Regions from separate parts of the Homo sapiens genome. Here region 2 is linked to region 1. The links are chromatin contacts, found by Hi-C or POLR2A ChIA-PET in ENCODE. All regions are on one chromosome and are shown on one strand. Each heading gives the region's core, a stretch centred on a gene start or an enhancer-like site at or near the end of the contact. The rest is flanking DNA. Distances are from core to core; before and after follow the strand shown.

Region 1 (5,846 bases), core at 288-2,787:
CCTGGTGTCAGAGGGCTGGTGGCAGACCCCGGGGTCAGAGGGCTGGTGGCAGATCCTGGGGTCAGAGGGCTGGCGGCAGCCCTCATGGTCAGGGGACTAGTCGCAGCAGCCCTCATGGTCAGGGGACTAGTGGCGGCCCTCTGCTGGGAGTCGTAGCTCCTGTCAGGTGGCCCCTTCACACATTTTCCCTCTCTGGATTCCCATAATGACCTCTTCCCTTTACCCTTCAGCCCTGCGGATGGTTACTGGCCCTTCTTCCCTTGTTGATTTCCTTAAACCCTATAAGTAAACTCTTTTCAAGTCACCTCACCCCATGTTTTTCAGAATCTTGACTGAGAATAAGCACATATATTGTTTTGTAATCTGTGTGTGTGTGTGTGTGTGTGTGTGTGTGTAAAAAGGAGTTATTATATATAAATATCCTGTAAAGTCATGAAGTCCTGGGGGCCTCAGATAAACCCTTAGAAGGATGTTACTGCATCACCCCGTTATTGATTAGGAAACAGAGGCTCAGAGAGGGTGAGTAATCTGCTCACAGTCACCAAATAAACAGAGGAGTGGCCATTCTAAGGCCAGTGTGCTATTTTACAGCATTCCAGTGGGTGGGTATAGATTATTCATGTAATCAGTCCCCCTATGGATAAACATTTAATGTTGTATTCAGTTTTTCTCCTTGATATCAAGGCATCCCCAAACACAATACATGATTTCTTCTGGAAGCCTGAAGCAGGCACAGAGCAGTGGGAGGCACAGAGGGTGAGGCTGAGCCAGCTGTCAGATCTGGGACAAGCCGTTCTGCTTCTCTCAGCCTCGATTTCCCCAGATGTCTACTAGGAAGAGCATAGACCTTTGGACTTTGAGGCATGTGAGAGCCTGAGATTCTGCTGAGGCCTCGTTTTTAAATAGCTGCTCGTCTGAGGCTGGAGTGTGGGCAGTGATCAGCTGGCTACCAGGGAGGTGGCTGACGACAGGGTCCCCTTGTCCCCATAAGACTTTTATGGTACCACCTTTCAGGCATGTCCCATCCTGCTCATGAGCTGCAGAGACATTTGCTTCTGGAGGAAGCACTGAAGAGAAAACCAGCTATTAGTACTAGGATTGAAACAAAGAGAAAATGAAGATTCTGAGAAAGTGACTGTTCTTAGAATCAAGAAGTGTTATGGGGGAAACGATGTGTTCTTGGAGCATTTAGGGGAGGAAATAGGTAAATCCAGGAGAGGGTGCTTGCCACTGCAAGCTGGTCTAGCTCCCTGCACCCTCAGCTCTGTCCAGGAACCCTCTTCCTCCAAGTTCTTGAAGGCTGTGCGGGGCCCAGGCTCCAAAGAGGACAGATGCAGAGGCCACTTGTCCTCCCCTCCCCAAGGACCCAGAGCCCGCAGCTCCAGCAGCATCTCCAGCCAGCTGCCTGTCTGTAGCCGACGCCCCCCAGGGCTGCAGGGTTGGGCGAACTGGCCTCTCCTGTGCGGCTGACCAGGTCCCCCGAGCTTCCTTAGGGTTGCAGGCAAGGAGGCTCCCGCAGGGAATCTGGAGCAAGGTGCATCCGGCGGCCAGCAGGTGTCACTGCTGCCCCAGAGACGGCCGGCCACGGGCTGTGGCGACACGGTGAGCTGGAACAAACCGCTTTGTTCCTGCTTCACAGGCTTTACCTTACAGCAGGGTTAGGAGCCTGTTTACCTGCACTTCTGCCCAAGGAAAGGAGTAAAAGCCCTTCTCCTCCTTCCCTCCAGAGGACCCCATGGAGGCCTGCTGGGCTGCGCCCCCCTCACTGGCCTGGCCAGGGCGTGTGGGAGCACCCAGCAGCTGGGGCTCCTGGGCACCCACTGCCTGCCGGGCTTTGCCCTGGGAGCTGTGGGGCCCACAGCCCTATGGACTTCATACTTCTGCAGGGGCATGGGGCAACTTGAAGGGGTGTTGGTAGGTGTTACAAAGCGAGGCCCAGCCTGGGTCTGGCACGGTGAATCCTCCTTCCTGGCCGCCTCTCCTCACTCCGAAGGCTTCGCGGATGGTCTTGCTCCAGGTTGTCAGTTGCTCCTCTGAGTGGTGGGTGAAGAGGAAGCGGCTCCCGTGTGTGGGGCTGTAGGCGGACCAGCTGTTCTAGTTTGCTCATCACTGAGGAGTTCCTGGATGCACAGCTTTGGTGCTAAACTCAGAAAATCCTGGGCAACCCAACGAGTTGGTCATTCGGGCCAGGTACCAGCCACTTTTCAGACATCACTTTGCCTAACGCACATTGTTGGTCGTGTTGTCTCCCCATTGTAAAGAGAAACTAAGGTTGGAAAAGGCTAAACAAGCTGCCCAAACTCTCTGGATGGGGAGGGAAGAGTGGACATTTGAATTTAGGACCACCTGACCTGTGCTGTTTCTCCTGGATGCCTCTGAGGTTGAGAGATGAGAAGTGGCATTCACAGGCGTGAATCCGTGATGCCCAAATGGTAGGCAGCTGTGGGCCACGGGCATGGACAATTATGCTGTGTGCTGTGGTGGTCGCCTGAACTGGGGCAGCAGCCCAGGAGTCCCTTGAGGGCATGGAGGTCTGAGGGGAGCAGCGCATCAGAAACAAGGGTGTGGGGACTTTTAGGACCCCATGGTCAGAGCACAGGTAGCAGAAAAGCACACACTGGGCCAGGCCGAGGGGGCACAGCCAGGCTGACAGGGCCTGGAAGGGAGATACCACCGCCAAGAAGGTCCCGATACCTGCACGTGCCTCCTCCACAGCCCAGACGCTTATCTAAAATATCTTTTAGGACAAGAACCAAACCCCTAAGCCTGGTGAGCCGAGGACCTGGCGGTGTCTGGCTGGCCGGGGTGGGGGCTATGTAGGCAGAAGCAGATGCTGGTGGAAGTTCACCCAGGCCCCCTTTGCCAGGTGGCCAGGGACAGCATCGGCCACTTCCACAGGGGGCCATGAAATGGTGTCAGCTTCTGACAGATGCTGGATGGACATTCAGCCTAAGCATGGAAGCCAAAATGAAAGAATTCGCCAGGTCCTCAATTCATTGGGTAAAATCAGCTCTTGTAGCAGCCAGGCAGCTGGCAGGCTAGATGCTGTGCTCAGGGCTACTATTACAGAGAGAAGCCCCAGCCCTCCAGGGCCTGTGGAAGAAAGCAACCAGCCCAGCAGCAGACAGGCCTTTCTGCAAGTCACTGCAGCGAGGATGAGTGACAAGCTTATCAAGACGGCTGGTCAAGGCACCAAATGCCTCCTCCTAGGATCTGCACATGTCTGCTGGGCAAGGCTGCTGCTCCCTTGACAGGGAGAATTAGGAAAAAGAGCCCTCTCTGGATGGGCACAGCCTTCAGCAGCACAGCTTTGCAAGTGGAGTTCAGTCCCCGCTAACCCTCTTAGCTGGACACATTTGTGCAGTGCATAAACTGCACAACTGTACATGATGGTCCTGCCAGCAGAGGCTGTTTGTATCAAGGACTGATAACTCTTTTGCAGGCGGGAAGCAGGAGGTACCTGAGACCTGGGTGATGCCCTCCCCATCTGGTCCCTTCTGTGCTCAGAGTGGTCAACTCTTCCTAGGAAGCATCCAGGAGAAGCTATACAGGAGGATAAGGAGGAGGACAAGTGCATTGCGTGAAGAAATGTAACGTGCAAATGCACAGGGGCATAAAACTTCCCCATTGACTAGAGAGTAGGGTGCAAGGTGGGGACAGCAGGAGATGAGGTGGGCAGGGGCCAGAGTTAAAGGCCTGGTCTTCTGTAGGCTGTTCTGTATTTGAGGCTCAGGGAGCTATCTATGTGCCAGGCTGGAGGGAAGAGGGCAGCAAGGGAGAGCCAGGTGGGAGGTAACCTTCCTTTTCGTAGGCTCCTCTAGAGGCTTATTTCCATACCACATCAATGATATTCCCAGAAGCCTCCAGCAATAGTTCTGAGCTCTGTCTTCTGCCCATTGTGCCAGCTTCTGCTGGGAATCTTGGAAACAGAAGTTGGAGCCTTACTCTTAAGCAGAAATGCCAAGGCTAAAAAGGGAAGTCATGACCACACACATGTGTCTGCTGGGACTAACTGGGGACAGAGGGTGCAGTGGGGGGTTGGGAAGAGTAAGCCGCTGCCACTGTGCTTGGGGTGGTCTGGGAGGACTTCTCATACCGTGCCCACTGCTTGTGCACACCTGGGTATGAGCACAGTCTCCACCCCTGACTGAGGCACTGGATGAATCACACCCCCTCCCTTAGTTCCTCCACCTGCAAAAGGGTATAGCAGCCCCCACCCACCCAGGGCCCAGGGCGTAAACTGCCCCAATGCCTTGATTATTTACTCTTCCTCCTGGTGGGTGGCAGCATCTGAGGGGCCAAGTCTTGCCTCACCCACGTGTGCAAGAGTACAGATCGAGGTTTGATTTGCCAAAAAATTTAACTATTTTCTTTTCCTCTTAAGTTCTGGTTTCTCCTTTTGGGAGGTGCAGGAAAGAGGCTGGAAAGGGCCCCCTTGACTGCTGCTGATTGGGAAGGGATGGGAGTGTGTGGACAATGGCTGGTGGGCCAGGCTGGCCGTGTCCCAGGGGCCAAGCCCCATGCTGGGCTGTTCTAACAAGAACTTGAACTGAACCGAACCATGACCCCCAAATTGGAAAACACTGCCCTGATTCACTGAACCCGAAACCGAATCCAAGTATTATTATTTTTTGACTGAACTCTGAATTGAACTAATGTTTTTTCTTAAATACCTACCAAACCAGTTCGAACTAGACACAAACATATGTGTTTTCTGAAACTATTGAACCTGAACTTCAAAATAATCTCCTATCCGAGGGCAAAGTGAGACTTTATTTACTTGAGAGTGTTCTGTTCACAGCAGGCCAATAAAGCCTCCTTTATGGCAGAAGTAGCTTTCATTTGTTCAGCGCTTTCGTTTTACTTCTCATTTTTAAAAACCGGGGTGTAATTTACATACAGTGGAATGCATTGATCTTAAATGTATAGCTTGATCAATTTTGACAACACATATGCCAGAGGAACTCGGAGGAACCCCAGTCAAGATCTAGTGCCTTTATGTTCAGCCCAGAGGGTTCCCTCTGCCCCTCTCCCAGGCCATTCCCACCCCCACCAAACAACCACTGTTCTGACTTTGGTCTCCTTTTGCTTCTCGTTTGAGGCTTCTGATCAATCTCCCACCTCCACCATGGAAAGAGGGAAGACCGATGTGATGATACCCATTTCTTCTTTTCTTTTTTCTAATGTTTATTTTAAGTTCAGGGGGGTACATCTGAAGGTTTCTTACACAGGTAAACTTGTGTCATGGGGATCTGTGGTACAGATTATTTCATCACCCAGGTATTAAGCCTGGTATCCATTAGTTATTTTTCCTGATCCTCTCCCTCCTCCCAGCCTCCACCCTCTGATTGGCTCCATTGTGTGCCATTCCCCTCCATGTGTCTGTGTGTTCTCAGATTATAGCCATTTTATGGATGAGGGAATGAAGGCTCAGCTAAAGAGAAATGGCTTGTCTGAGCTCACAGAGCTAAGTATTAGCAGTGTTAGACCCAGCCAGGTTTCTGGTCTTCTAGCTCCTTCTTTCCATCTCAGGCCGTCTGCCGAATTAGATACCAATAATGGATCAATGCCTCTATGGATTTCCTAAGGAACATATCCCACCTCTGGGCTCCAGGGCATGATGGGCTGCACTCACCCCACAAGCAGGGTGGTTTTATCTATTTTTAAAGACCTCTCAGCAGAGAGCCTGGTGTGTCTCATTCTGGGCTGAGCCACCCCAGCAGACGGGACATTCTCCTTGGGCTTCAGTGCATCCCTCTGGCAGCAGCCTGCACTGGGATGTCTGTCCCCTGTCTCCAGCCTGCCTGTGTGTGGCTGTCTGTCGGTGTCTCTGGCTGCCTGTAAGT
Region 2 (5,575 bases), core at 2,326-4,825, 1.5 Mb after region 1:
AGCTAATTAGAGGCAGAGGCAAGACTTGAACTCAGGTACTGCATCTCCAAATCCCTGCGCCATCCACAGGTATTATGGGACATTAGAATCAGAGTTGACATGATCTAACATTTCTTATTGTAGAAACTAAAAATGTGGGGAAATAATCTCTTAAAAGTCACTGTCAGAATGTTCCCCGAAAGGGAAAGACTCGGAGTACATAGCAGAAATGGGTTAGTCTCCTTGGAAGCATTCTATGAACACATTAGAATGGATTAATAACATAAATAAATGTCACCATGATGGCACTTGAAAGCCTAACTTGGCAAAATAAGGTATCAGGCCTGACATATAGGTATTTGGAAAAGAGCAAGAAATTCAAAGTCTAAACTGCTAGATTTGAGGACTGGATCTGAATGCTATCTGCCATCTACCTTTGGGCATTTTACCTACTTTCTGTGAGCACATGTATTGTTCAACAGAACAGGAGGAATTATCATTCTTAGTTCCCTGGGCTGTTACAAGAAGAGCAAACTGCAGCTCATCAAGTGCTCTGACAGCGAGTCTCATAAGGTACCTGTGAATCCAGTTTATTTGTTTTCTTTATCTTTCACATAAGTGAATCAAGCCTTATAAAGTTGCTGATGATCAAATGAGATAAGGTATTTGAACATACTTATTATGTCCTAATATGCTGCAATCTTTCCTTCTTCTTATCATTATCATTATCAGCAGTAGTAGTAACAGATAATGACTATCAATTGACGTGGGAGACAATTACAATTACATGTCATTGTGAAACTCATTAGGTGACTGTGATTTAGAGTGGTACACCCAGTGGAAACAAGAGGTTGGGAGGTCCTTCCAAGGGGGTGTTGAAAATGACCAAGTCATGACTATAACTGGGTGGGACCCATCCTTCTTGGAAGTCTTCATAGAAACCAACCCACCCTGCCCTGCAGAAAGAGCTTCAGTTACCTGACACCATCAACAAGAAGGCCTTTCTTTTTATGGGGAATCATGTACCTCAGAGAAACTCCAAACTTTGGAAAAGTGTGATTCTGTCAACAAGGATATTGCTTCCCTCAAATGACACAGTTCAAGTAAGGCCTGGGCAGCATCTTTATTTCACAATATTTCTAGCCTTTACTTGTCCCATTTACTTGTAAATGAGAACTGCTAACCTGAAGCTCAAAAAGATGGGGTTGAGGGAGGAGTCAAAACAACTTTCATACCTGATGTTTTGATCTCCCCATCAATCTGGTTTTTGAGCTAGCCATGAAGGCCTGCCTGGCTCTCATTGATTTCCTTTAGGGAAAAAACAAATGACAACACAGTCATTTTAGAATTATTTGGGGAACGCTGCAAATTGTGCAGTAAGGTTTTTATATAAATGGAGAGACTCTCCAACACTGCCAACAAGAAAATTCCAAAGGTGCAGGTAGAATCGGTCTCCACACCTAGGAGTGGGGCAAAGGGCTCCTTTGGTTCTAAAGAACCTATTTGTGTTTCAAATATCTTTCAGAAACTTGACACCTTGAAACTACCACTCTCAAGGAATCTGAGTAAGTCCTAGAATCGCTTTCTTCAAGGAGAGCAGCAAGACTCATCGCTTTGTTAAAGCTCTCCCTATTCACCCCTAGGGCCCAGGCCTGGATGCTGGGGTTCAGAACACCCCCTTGCTGCCCTAAGGTCCAACACTACCCAGCATCAGACGAGAAATGACCTCCTTTATTACCTGGGTCTGCCAAAGGACCTGGAAATCCAGCCTGGGGTGGGGGTGGGGGGAGTCCCAGAAACCAAAGGAGCACACAGGGGCCACAGTGGGAAGAGAACAGGCTGAAGAAAGCAAGTGTCACTAAATGTCAGGTGTAAGCTTGAAAAATAAACACAAAGAATGTAAAACCCAGCAGAAGAAATTTAACAAACCTTTGTGGTAGGCTGGGACAACGGAGACAGATCACGTACCAAGTGTAAAGTAAGTCACATTTTAAGAGTCAGAAAGTACCAAAGACCACAGATTGTTATCAAGGTTTATGTAGATCTCATACTTTTTGCAAACATCTATTTAATTAGCTTGTAGAGAAGGATCTTTTGGGCAAAATAACATTTTCCCAATTCCAGGGAATATTTATGCCTTTTAAATTCTGCCAGGAGGCCCCTGACAGGCACCAGTGACTCTTCCCTTCTCAGCGATCTGCATATTTCTAGGGAAACTTTGCACTGAGAGAGTTTTCCCCCTTTGTGAAAGGTCTTGGCGCCCAGGCAGTCCCCGACTTCCCCTCCCCCAAGTCCTGGCGACTGTTTCTGCTCAGCCCTGGAGGCTACTCTCCCGCAGCCTCAGGTTTCCCTACTTCTGCAGCGTCGGCACCAAGGGCTGATCAAATGTTTCTTTCTCCTTACACCGGCGGACCGGGAAACGCCGCCGCAGCCTCGCCTCCATCCTTCCTCCTACAGGTTGCAAATAAAGTACAGCAGCTCTGACATTAGGCAGTTTCTGTCCAAGGAGCAAGGTGACTTCATTTAATTTGCACTGTGCTCCTTCATCCCTGTCTGCATCAGGTTGAACGGGAGGCTCTCCCTACTACCAAACGCCTAACATTTCCTTGATACTGCCTTGAAAAATCATGATTATGACAAAAATAATAACGTCGGAGAATGGAGTGCTTGTTTTCTGCTTTGCAAGTCACCAAGCAAGAAAACACTTTTGTCTCCTTGGCTTTTATTTTAGGATCTCTGAGCGAAAGAGAGAAAGAGAATTTTAAGAAATGTCATTTTCGCTTTGCCAAAGATCATTGTGTCAATAACGTTTCTCTCCCATTCCTCCCCCTCCTCCCGTTTTAAAGGAAAGGTTCACGGGTCCAGCCAGGTTTCTGCCGCATCCCGACACCTGGAGACGTCTTTCAGGACCAGCCTGAATCGCGTCCGGGCTGGGCTCTGGACTCGGACTCGCAGCGGTGACAGCGGAGGCGGGGACGGGGGTGGACAAACTGCGGATCAACTCTCCGAGAAGACGGCCACCTGCCGGAACCTGCCTTCCTCCATTCCGCCCAGGAGCCTCGCAGCGGGGCGCTGGCCTGCGGAAAGGCCACGGGGGAGCACAGGGCTCCGCGCCGCCCTCCTGGGAGGGTCCGGAGTCCAGCGCACCCCGAGCCCTGGTGGGTGAGCCCGGCGGGAGGCGCGGCAGGTGCGGCGGGAGACTGGACCCCGACCTACCTTCACAAAGAGCTCGATCTCGGGGTCCCTGTCGTCCCCGTTAGCTGTCGCCGAGTCTGTCATGCCGTTGGCGCCCGGGGCTACCGTCCCGGGCCGGGGAGGCGCCACCTCTGCAGCACCTGGGCCAGCACTCTGCGCTCCTGCCGCTGCCCAGCGGGGCTCCTCTTCAGGGCGGTGTTTAATTTTTCACAAAACCATCTATTCTCCAGCCCGAGCAGCGGGGTCTGAGAGATCAGTGTCCCAGATGCTCACATGAAAAGGAGCGAAGCCGGGAGGAGGCGGGGGGCCACGGGGAAAGCCGGGTTAAGGGAATGACAACAGGTCGTGGGAGCAACAAGTGCCGGGCTGCCCGGAGGTGTCACAGGATCCGCGACTGTCAGCGATCCCGCCGCCGCCAACGCGCCCAAAATAGCCGGCGGCTGCAGGGCGGGGTCAGCCGGGCGGGGACGCGGCGGGGACACCCCGGCAGCTCGGGCCTGGGCCGGGCCACGGCCCCCCGCCCCAAGACCCCGCAGGGCAGGAGGCGGAGACAGAGCTGGTCCTGGCAAAGCCACCAAGGCCAAGAGGATGTCCTGGGGGCGGATAATGAGGCGAAGGCAGAAAGAGTCGAGGAGAAGGGGAAGGGGAAGAGGAAGGGGAAAGGGGAAGGGGAAGAGGAAGGGGAAAGGGGAAGGGGAAGAGGAAGGGGAAAGGGGAAGGGGAAGAGGAAGGGGAAAGGGGAAGGGGAAGAGGAAGGGGAAAGGGGAAGGGGAAGGAAGAGAGGAGATGGCTCTCAAGTCTTCTGTTTCTTTAATAAAGCGTCAGCTCCTCCGAGTTACTCCACTACCAGCCTTACCCACTTGGAAAGCCCTTCCTGTCTTAGTGATGCTCAGAACCCCCACCAAAAGGGGCATTTGCCATCCTTGGGCTAAGCAAAAGGAGAGTAGGGTGCTGGGGACGGGCAGGGCAGGGCAGGGGTGGCTCCTGGGGCAGAGGGGTGAGTCAACCCGGTCAGGTGCGGCTTCCATGCCTTTCAGCCTTCTGGGTTTGTTTATTTTTCTTCTCCCTTCTTTCATTTTCTTTCTATTTCTTCCTTTATTTTCTGATCTTACTTCATTCCCGTTCTCTTCTGGTTGTTTTAGTGAAGTAGGATGCAAACACAGAAAAGATGCACATATCTTAGGTGTATGCCTCAATGAATTTTCACAATCCAACCCACCCATGTAACGAGCGCCAGATGAAGAATAAAATGTTAGCCACAGCCCTAGAAGCTCCTCCTGCTCTCTCCTCTCCACATCTTTTCTCCCGTCTCCACTGTCCCAGGGTAACCATTATTCTGGCTTGTAGCAGCATAGGATCTTTTTGCCTGGAATGTTGGTGTCTGGCTTCTTTCGCTCATTACTATGTTTGTGAGATTCATCCATTGTGCTATGTGTAGTTGTGTATCATCCATTTTCACCGACACACTTACTTATTCATTCTTCTGTCAATGGACATTTGTGCAGGTGACTATCATGACTACTCTGTCACGAACATTCTCTCTATCAAACATCTTTTGGTTGGATTCACAGACACTTTTCTCTTGGATGTATACTTAGGAGTGGACTTGCTGAGTTGTAGTGTATAAGAATGCTCTCCTTGTGTAAACACTGCCATAGGTTTTCTAAAGTGGTTGCACCAACAGACATTCCCACCCTTCAGTTCTTTAAAAAATAATTATTGAATGTTTTGCACCAGAATCTGGTGGAATTCTCTTTGTCTTCTTTGCCTTCTCTTTAATTAATCCTGTTTGTGCTATGTCCTTCCTTACTAAAAACATGTATTTGTTTAATAGCTTTATTAAAAAATTTATCGCTTAATAAAAAAATAAGTAATAATACTTATTATGTGCTAGGCAAAAATGTTGAGCACTTTACATGTGTGAACTTGTATAATATTTACAAATAGTATAATGATCCCAATTTTACAAGTGGGGAAACTGAGACATGAAGTATTTAAGTAACTTATCCCTAGTCATTCAGCTAGGAAATGGTGAAGTCAGGATTTAAACCCAGACAGACTTGAGCCTGTCCTCTCAACTGCTCTACAAACTGCTTTTCTTAGTGCACACTATGGAAGTGCACACTTTGAGGAAACAAAGGCATGGTTTTAACGGTCTTAACAGAGATCAAAATCCCTTTCAGAATAATAGTTACATGAAATGAAAACTAAGGCTGCCACATGAATTGGGAAGATGAAGGAGCTATACAAGCTGTCACGTAAAGATACTATTTACCATGGTTGGGGTGAGGAGAGGAAAAGGCTTCATGGAGCAAAAGGCACTTTAGCTGAACCTTCCTGAAAGGTCAGGCATCTGATAGGCAAAGAAAAGGGAAAGATGTCCTCACTACCCTTTATGGCA

The links. A loop is a pair of places that touch in the nucleus more often than their neighbours do. ChIA-PET counts read pairs that join two places held with the same protein, here RNA polymerase II (POLR2A). Pooled maps may share reads with other maps.
Region 2: a pooled map shows a loop between it and region 1 (2.3-fold over the local background). The contact joins the promoter of CLIC5 here to the enhancer-like site in region 1. A Hi-C loop is called at or near these places in 2 of 50 pooled maps. POLR2A ChIA-PET finds 5 or more read pairs at or near these places in 2 of 52 experiments (OCI-LY7 and activated T-cell).

What each region holds. Positions count from the first base shown.
Region 1 is chr6:44,474,319-44,480,164 of GRCh38, forward strand. No RefSeq gene overlaps it. Among named protein-coding and RNA genes, the nearest start is that of MIR4642, 42 kb to the left of the region's middle. RefSeq lists an enhancer at 1,121-1,651. Within about 2 kb of position 1,538, at least 3 of the 41 ENCODE cell types and tissues checked have a DNase peak (open chromatin) inside an H3K27ac peak, as active enhancers do.
Region 2 is chr6:46,012,285-46,017,859 of GRCh38, forward strand. It overlaps CLIC5 (chloride intracellular channel 5), which reads right to left and starts at 3,576. Exons shown (of 6, transcript NM_016929.5): 1 at 3,196-3,576. The coding sequence starts at 3,258. RefSeq lists enhancers at 2,689-3,533, 3,534-4,378 and a silencer at 3,227-3,276.